Linked DNA regions of Homo sapiens: region 2 is linked to region 1. The links are chromatin contacts, found by Hi-C or POLR2A ChIA-PET in ENCODE. All regions are on one chromosome and are shown on one strand. Each heading gives the region's core, a stretch centred on a gene start or an enhancer-like site at or near the end of the contact. The rest is flanking DNA. Distances are from core to core; before and after follow the strand shown. Region 1 overlaps CASZ1 (castor zinc finger 1). Region 2 overlaps CASZ1 (castor zinc finger 1).

What was found. A loop is a pair of places that touch in the nucleus more often than their neighbours do. ChIA-PET counts read pairs that join two places held with the same protein, here RNA polymerase II (POLR2A). Pooled maps may share reads with other maps.
Region 2: a loop to region 1 is called in a map of heart right ventricle, with 2.0 times the contacts of the local background. The contact joins two enhancer-like sites. A Hi-C loop is called at or near these places in 4 of 168 maps with a recorded cell type or tissue (gastrocnemius medialis, heart left ventricle, heart right ventricle and 1 more) and 3 of 50 pooled maps. POLR2A ChIA-PET finds 5 or more read pairs at or near these places in 2 of 52 experiments (HepG2 and common myeloid progenitor, CD34-positive).

Annotation. Positions count from the first base shown.
Region 1 is chr1:10,712,529-10,716,748 of GRCh38, forward strand. All of the region lies in intron 2 of CASZ1 (castor zinc finger 1), which reads right to left. Among named protein-coding and RNA genes, the nearest start is that of CASZ1, 82 kb to the right of the region's middle. RefSeq lists an enhancer at 1-312. Within about 2 kb of position 2,448, at least 11 of the 41 ENCODE cell types and tissues checked have a DNase peak (open chromatin) inside an H3K27ac peak, as active enhancers do; they include gastrocnemius medialis, heart left ventricle and heart right ventricle, where a contact is called at or near this core.
Region 2 is chr1:10,754,175-10,758,161 of GRCh38, forward strand. All of the region lies in intron 2 of CASZ1 (castor zinc finger 1), which reads right to left. Among named protein-coding and RNA genes, the nearest start is that of CASZ1, 40 kb to the right of the region's middle. RefSeq lists a silencer at 532-719. Within about 2 kb of position 1,928, at least 10 of the 41 ENCODE cell types and tissues checked have a DNase peak (open chromatin) inside an H3K27ac peak, as active enhancers do; they include gastrocnemius medialis, heart left ventricle and heart right ventricle, where a contact is called at or near this core.

The sequences.
Region 1 (4,220 bases), core at 1,198-3,697:
GGAAGCCAAGCCAGGGGGGTGGGTAGGTGAGACACGGTGACTTCAAATGGGCCCTCTTTCCCCCTCTGCTTGAGAATCCACCATCCGAGTGGGGCTCCCGGGGCTCCACAGGATGTGCTGTGTGATCACTGAGGGAGAGGACGAGGCAGAAAGGCTAGGATGGTTGCAGTGAAGGGACCTCCCCTTAGGACCCCCCCGCTCAAGTGCCTGTGATTCCGCACCCCCGCGGGCTGCCGTTCCCGGCACACACACAGCGCTTCTCCTGTGCGGATCCCAATACACACGGCCCAGCCAATCCATCTCTCCACCATGCTCCCCAGATAACTTTTGCTGCCGCTCAGCATCTTAGTGCAACAAGCGCCCCTCTGGATGGGTCTGAGTCGATGACTTCCCCACCCACAGGGCTCCAGGGCTTCCCAAGGTCGAGGAGCCCCACCTCGAAGGGAAAGCCTGGAATAACCAGGGAGCCAGGCTCGTGGGGCAGCCCCCTCAAGCTCCTGCCCCCGCCCTCCTGCCTGTTCCAGAATGCGTGTACATATATAAACCCCTGCCTTGGCCCAGGAACTGTCAGGAGATCAACAAACAAAAGCTGCTTCTTGACAGGGAGTCATTTATATTTTAGCTTCGTTCCATTATCCTAACGAATCCTTCATCAGCAGATGCAATATTAACAGCAGAAAATCAGCTCATTACATCCGGGGGGATTTCATCAAGACGGCAATCATGTGCCGCTCCCAAGCCTTCAAGAGGCCAGTGGGGCTGTTATTTATTTATTTTGTTACTTATTTATTTAATTTTTTGGGTTCTTTCCACATAATTGCACTGCATCTCAAATCTTTAATAAATAATTTGTAGGTCCTGAACTGCAGACAGCTTTGCTCTCTGCCATGAGAGCCTACATTAGCCAAAATATTTACTACAATTTAAGAGTCATTAGAGTCAGGAGGGATGTGAGGAGGGGTACCCTGTTCTTCCGGAAACAGCCTGGTTTGGGGCTGTGGCGCTTGGCCCTCACTATAGTCCTCTAACCCCCTCTCTGGTTCTAAGGCCAGCCATCCTGGACTGGAGGCTCCCGGAAGGCAGGCCTCCATCTGTTTCCCTCAGCTCTCTTCGTTTGGGTGAGGATTTCCTGGGAGCTCTTACAGAGAGACAAGGCCATCTCTAAGTCCCCTGCTGGGCTTCTCCAGGCTTGATGAGGACAGGTGGCTGATGGAAAGGACACACGTCGTGTGGGGACAGCCACCTCTCACATGCTTGAGCCAGAGAGCCCTGCCGGGTTGGCATTGCTGGCCGCCCCTGTGCCAGAAAACTCTGCAAGGGGAACCTTCTCTGTCTTCCAGCAGGCCCTGGCTCAGGAGCTCCACCACCGTCTGACCCATCCCTCTTGGCTTCCCAAGGTTACGCCTTCAACTTCAAAGGAGAAGAAAATTCAGTGGGTCCAGAGGCAGACTGTCCCATTTTACAGATAAGAAAATGAAGGTTAAGAAACAAGCTCTTGCCAGGCGTGGTGGCTCACACCTGTAATCCCAGCATTTTGGGAGGCTGAGGCAGGTGGATCACCTGAGGTCACGAGTTCGAGACCAGCCTGGCCAACATGGTGAAACCCCGTCTCTATGAAAAATACAAAAATTAGCCGGTGTGGTGGCACGCACCTGTAGTAGTCCCGCTACTGAGGAGGCTGAGGCAGGAGAATCGCTTGCACCTGGGAGGTGGAGGTTGCAGTGAGCCGAGATCGTGCCACTGCACTCCAGCCTGGGCAACAGAACAAGACTCCATCTCAAAGAAAGAAAGAAAGAAAGAAAGGGAAGAAAGGAAAGAAAGGAAAGAAAGAAAGAAACTTAAGCTCCCTGCCCGAGGCAGCACAGCTAGGATGAGGCACAGAACTGGAACTCAGACTCGGCAGTGGCTCTGCTGAGCCTCCACACCTTCCACTACGCCAGAGCCTTCCAACGACCGGCCCTCCCAGTGCTCCTGGCTCCGGCCCACGAGGCTGGAGTGGCCACTGGTGCTGACGGGCACCCCCCGCCACCACCACTGGGCTGGCCGTGCTTTCACAGGTTTTTCCCAGCGGGGGCTGGATTTCTGCCCAGCCAGGAATGTGCTCCCAGGATGTCAATTCTAATCTCCCCAGCGCTCTGACAGAATTAAGCTCCAGTTTGTCCGACAACATCCCAAAGTTTCAGAAATCCAGGGCAGACTCTCTAATCAGGCTGCAGGACAAAGGTCTGGCCTGACCCTGTCACTTCCATTTATTCCTCCTGTCTGTCTCCAGGCCTCGGCCTTTCTGCAGTTTCCTCCACCCTCTGCCCCTTCCCTGGCCAGCCCAACCCCCACCCTCTCCTCAGAGCTGCCTTGTCTCCACCCAGCCCAGCATTGGCCCTCCCCAAGCAGCCATGCCAGTCCTGTTGCTCCAGCATCCAAAGCCGAGGAATTCCTATGAGACCCACCTGCCGCCGCTCAGCCGCGGGCCTAACCTTGGTCCAGGTTCCCTTCCTTCCATTAGCTGACTTTAGGGAGCACACGGGCTCCACCTTTCCTCGGCTCCAGGGACTAGGTGTCCAGTTCAGAGTTACTCTCCGAGTCAGCCCACCCTGGCCTCCGGTTGGCCCAACTCTGGGCTCCGCATAACTGCCCCAGAAGCATCCTCTGGCCTCAGCAACCTCCATCCTGTTTGAGGGGTCGGCTTGTGGGCCTTGGCAAGCTTTGGCCTCTCGGCCATGTTTGGGGACAACTATGTGGGCAGAGACCTCTCTTCCTCAACCAACTCTGTGAGTCACCTCTTGGTGACTGTCTACGATGGTAGAAGCAGTCCTGTACCCGCGCTAGGCAGGATCTGCGGTGAGAACCCCAAGCCCTTGGCTCTGTTGGATCGTGCCATTAGGAAGGGACAAGGAGCCTGGGAGCAGCCGGGCAGAGAGAGGCAGCAGAGATGCCTCCTCCACTCCCCACAGCACCCAATCCTCTCCCCACAGCACCCAATCCACACCCCACAGCACCCAATCCGCCCCCCACAGCACCCAATCCACACCCCACAGCATCCAATCCGCACCTCACAGCACCCAATCCGCACCCCACAGCACCCAATCCGCTCCCCACAGCACCCAATCCGCACCCCACAGCACCCAATCCGCACCCCACAGCACCCAATCCGCTCCCTGCAGCACCCAATCCACACCCCAGAGCACCCAATCCGCTCCCCACAGCACCCAATCCGCTCCCCACAGCACCCAATCCACACCCCACAGCACCCAATCCACACCCACAGCACCCAATCCACACCCCACAGCATCCAATCCGCACCTACAGCACCCAATCCACTCCCCGCAGCACCCAATCCTCTCCCGGCAGCACCCAATCCACACCCCAGAGCACCCAATCCTCTCCCCACAGCACCCAATCCGCTTCCCACAGCACCCAATCCACACCCCACAGCACCCAATCCGCTCCCCACAGCACCCAATCCGCTCCCCACAGCACCCAATCCACACCCCACAGCACCCAATCCACAACCCACAGCACCCAATCCGCACCCCACAGCACCCAATCCGCACCCCACAGCACCCAATCCACACCCACAGCACCCAATCCACACCCCACAGCACCCAATCCGCTCCCCACAGCACCCAATCCACAACCCACAGCACCCAATCCGCTCTCCACAGCACCCAATCTGCTCCCCACAGCACCCAATCCACACTCACAGCACCCAATCCCCACCCCATAGCACCCAATCCCCACCCCACAGCACCCAATCCACACTCCACAGCACCCAATCCGCTCCCCATCCACATGGCTCTCGGGTAGACCCGGAGTGCTGATACCTGCCTCCATTTCCAGAGGAAGTCACATGCACAAGCCGGCTAGAAGAGGCACAGGCAGAGAGGCATGGATGGGGACCCCGGCTTAAATCTGGCTTGCTCACATCAAAAGATTCATGGGGAGCAGTGGGCAGAGGGAGACGTATGGACCATCTGGGGGGATACTGAGGGTGGCTGCACTTGAGCCCCTGTGCTGAGCGTAAAGCCAGACCCAAGGGAAGGGGCTCCCCAAGCGAGAGCAGCAGAACGAATGCCCCGGTGCAGAGAGTAAGAAGAGGAAGAACAGGCGGAAGTGGCACTCTGCTGTTCTGCTGACCCTCTAGACAGCACAATAAATCTAGACTGGCCAGGATGGAGGGGCTCCCCAAGAGCTGCCCAGTGGCAGGTAGCACAGAAAGTCCT
Region 2 (3,987 bases), core at 678-3,177, 41 kb after region 1:
AAAATGACAAACCATCCATCCACCTGCCTCTCACTCCCTATTCTAGTCTGCAAAGAGGCTCTTGTTTTCTCCTTCCCACGCATCGCCATCCAGCACATCCTTTATTCCTTTTTCTCCTGTATCATTTGGCTCCCTCCATCCGAATGTAAACCTCATGAGGGCAGGACGTTGGCCTCTTCTTCATTTCGAGCACCTACAATGACTACCCACAGTGTCGCTGAATGGAAATGGAAAATGAATAGCCAGAGGTGACAGGTCAGGACTTGGACCACCACCTCTTCCGGCTCTGAACCCCTGAGGCTGAGCCCTGGCCCAACCCAGTGGGCTCCTCAAGCATCCAGTTCCTCTCCCCTGACCCTACTGGACCCCAGGCTTCCTCAGTCCTGCCCCCTAAACCAGGTGCTCCTCACACCCTCGTCCTAAGCATTTTCACTAGGATGCATTTCCAGGGTCTTTGGAGGGGTGCCCGAGGGGACCCATCTCTGTGTCACCAGACCTCCTCCCCGCAGCTGGGACCGATCCTCTCTCTGCCTGGAGAGCAGCACGGCGTGGGACTCACAGCTGCTGCCCGGGCCCAGCTCAGCTGCTGGCAAACTCCTGGGCTCGGATTGTTTTGACTTGAGTCGGTGAAGCTGAAATATTGAGTCACAACGGCCCTAAACTTCATTACCAGCTCTTAACACAGATTACTAAGGGAAAAAAAAGTCGCTTTTAATTGCTTTTCCCGATTAGCATTTCTGGAGAAGAAACTAGTGTTTAATTACACCTTTCCTCCTCTTACCCCGTTGGCCACGGGGGTCCCAACCCAGCTACCATAGCAAGGCCCAGGCTCAGAAAAGCCCCTGCTTCGGAGGAAAGCCAAGGAGCCGGACCAGAGAGAAAACTCAGGTGGTGAGTGGAAGGGGAGCGACCCCCAGGCCTGAAGGGCAGAGAGCAAGCGGCAGTGGTGTGGGTGGGAACGTGGCAGCATCCAGGGGTCCCGCGGAAGGTGGGCAGCAAGGGGATCACTGGCCGCCTCATGCCTCAGGGTGGTGGCTCTGGGCCTAAGGGCCTTCACCTGGACCAGGCTTATCCCTGGGTAGATTCCAGAACAAAAGCACATGGGGGAACCTGGCAGGAGACCGGAGAGGAGGAGCTTGAAGGTCTACACGAGGAGATGATGCAGTCAGGACTCCGGGACTCCTCCATGTGTGAGACCTGACGTCGCCTCTCCAATGCCAGCCTCTCTCACTGTGGGCACTCAGGGACAGAGGCAGGGCAGAGGCGCTTCTCTCTTCGTCCACCACACCGCGTCAACCCTCCCAAATCCACGGGTTGTCCCATCCTTTGGATCAACTGCGTCACCCGCCGAGAAGTCCCCCGAGTAGCTCCAGACAGGGCAGGTGCCCCCAGCCCTTCCCAATCCCTCTTCCCTGGGGCCCGTGCATGGCGAGATGCGGGGTTTTCCTGCATCTGCTCCGAAGGCAGGGGGTGTGGGGAGAACGGAGGAAGGAGGCCCAGGCTGGGGTTCGGCACCACCAGGTGGAACACTTGCCCAGATGAGAAATCAGGAAGATCAATAACTCTTCCCAGACCAACTCCCAGCCACATCTCTGCCCAGCCCAAGGCAACCTTGGGGTCTACCCATCCTCTGGAGCACCACATCACGGTGGGAGGTGGGGAACCCTCCTGCTCCCACCCCTCTGCACCCCCCACCCCAGCTGCAGGCCATGGAGCTGCCAGCCTCACATCAGATCAAAGCCCTGGAGGATGGCATGAGAACTGTCCAGTCCAGTTAGGAGTGAAGGTCACGGATCTAGTGCAGACCATAGAGGCGGAAAGCAGAAAAACCTCCCACGCGTGCACAGATGCACACGCCTCCCACCCGGACACACCCTCCCCCAGGGCCGGCCCAGTGTTCTGAGGCCTGGCAGACACGCCCAGGAAGACTGGCTGACACGCCCCTCGGAGCCAGGCAGAGGCACCAGCTGTAGGCCTGGGAGAGCCCCACCACTCCCGCAAGCCGCTGCCAGCCTGCACTTCTGCTCTCTCCCGTTGCTGCCTCTGGAGGTCAGGCCTCCAGAGCCTCCTTACAGGGCCAGGCTGCTGTGCCACACATTGCTTCCCACTTGGGACATCCCCGATGCACCCCCCACCCTCGCCCCCGCAAGACATCACCGGCCCTCCCTTCCTGTCACCTCCATGGAGGTCAGGTCTCCAGAGTGTTCCTGGAAGGCTGGGCTGGCCCATATGGCTGGGAATACGTTGCCAGCAAGGGCAAGTGCTCACGCGAGCCCGGCAGCCGGCTGTGACAGCTTCACGCTCGCCAACCAGGCCTCTGGCTTGCTCCAGGGCTACAGGGCAGTGCCCAGGGCGGCATGGGGCCTGTCCAGGGGCGCTGGGGATCACTGCTATCACAGCATCGATGCTGGGACTGCCTGCCCCAACCTGGCCCTCACAGATGGTGTCAGGACCCAGGAGAGTGGAGCCTCATGTCAGAGGCACTGGGAAAAGGGAGACTGGCCTTCAGGCGAGCGGGGTACTGGGGCAATTCACACCTTTGTGTGTGGCGACACTATTAGGATCCCTGCCGATGAGCAGATGAGCAGCGGCTGGAGGCTGAGCTGACCCCATGGAAATATGGGGGCTTCAGACAAACCCATCTGCCAGCCCTCACAGCTCACCAACGACGCTCTATATGACCCGGCACGTGGAAAAAGGTGTGCAGAAGCTCAGCCCTTGAGCGCACAGATCACATTCAAAGCCACAGTAAGAGAAACTCAGCCAACTTTTAGACCCAATCTCAGACCCAGCACAGAACCCAGGGAGCAAACACACAAAGCTGGCTTCAGTGCAGAGCCAGGGCTGAAAGGATAGTGTGTGTCCTGGCCTGCTCCCAGGCTCACTCCTGAAAACGGTGTCGGAGAGAAGCAGTTCCCTCCGCAAGGAGCCCGACCCACTCAAACGAGCCTTTCTCAGCACCCAGCATGGTTCCAAGATGGCACTTCTCCCCTAATGCATGAGACGTTAACCCTCTCAAAGCCATGGGTCTTTCTTGGTACTGCTGTGTTCAGGGGGCAGGAGAGAGAGGAGAAGACACAGAGCCACAAATCCGCGGGCACAGAATGCTTGAGTCATCCTGGGGCCCTCTCTTTTCCTTGCCCCGTTGAATCCATCATTGAGTCCTGCTAACTCTTCCTCTATACACATACAGGCTCTGACCCCTTCCCCGCCTGTCCACCTCCTCCTCACCCAGCCACCATCCTCTCACACCATCGGCTGCAGCAGCTGCCCCTCTGGCCTCCCAATTTCTTCCCTTGGCAGCCCCAACTACCTTTTTAAAACAAACATTGGCTGGGTGCAGTGGCTCATGCCTGTAATCCCAGCACCTTGGGGGGCTGAGGTGGGTGGATCACTTGAGGTTAGGAGTTTGAGACCAGCCTGGCCAACATGGTGAAACCCCGTCTCTACTAAAAACACTAAAATTAGCCAGGCATGGTGGCGCTTGCCTATAATCCCAGCCACTCGAGAGGCTGAGGCAGGAGAATCACCTGAACCCGGGAGGCGGAGGTTGCAGTGAGCCAAGATTGCACTGCTGCACTCCAGCCTGGGTGACAGAGTGAGACTCCATCTCAAACAAAAAACAAAAAACAGAAAACCATCACATCACTTTACCTCTGGCTCAAAACCCTCCAGCGGCTTCCTATCACCTAAGCATAAAATCCCAACTTCTCCCCAGGCACACAAAGCCCTGCACCTCCTGACACCCACCTCATCCACGTCCCCATCCACGTCCTGGCCACTCTGCCTTTCTTTCCAGTCACTGGATGCACTGAGGGCATCCTACCTTAGGGCCATTAGGCTAGCTGTTCTTTCTTTCTAGAATATTCTCCAGCCTGCTCTTCACTGATCTGTCCACTTCCTGTCCTTCAATCTCAGCTAAATGTCACCACGTCCTTGAGAAACCTCCTCTGAGCAGCCTGCCAGGAGTGCCAAGCAGTCACTTCC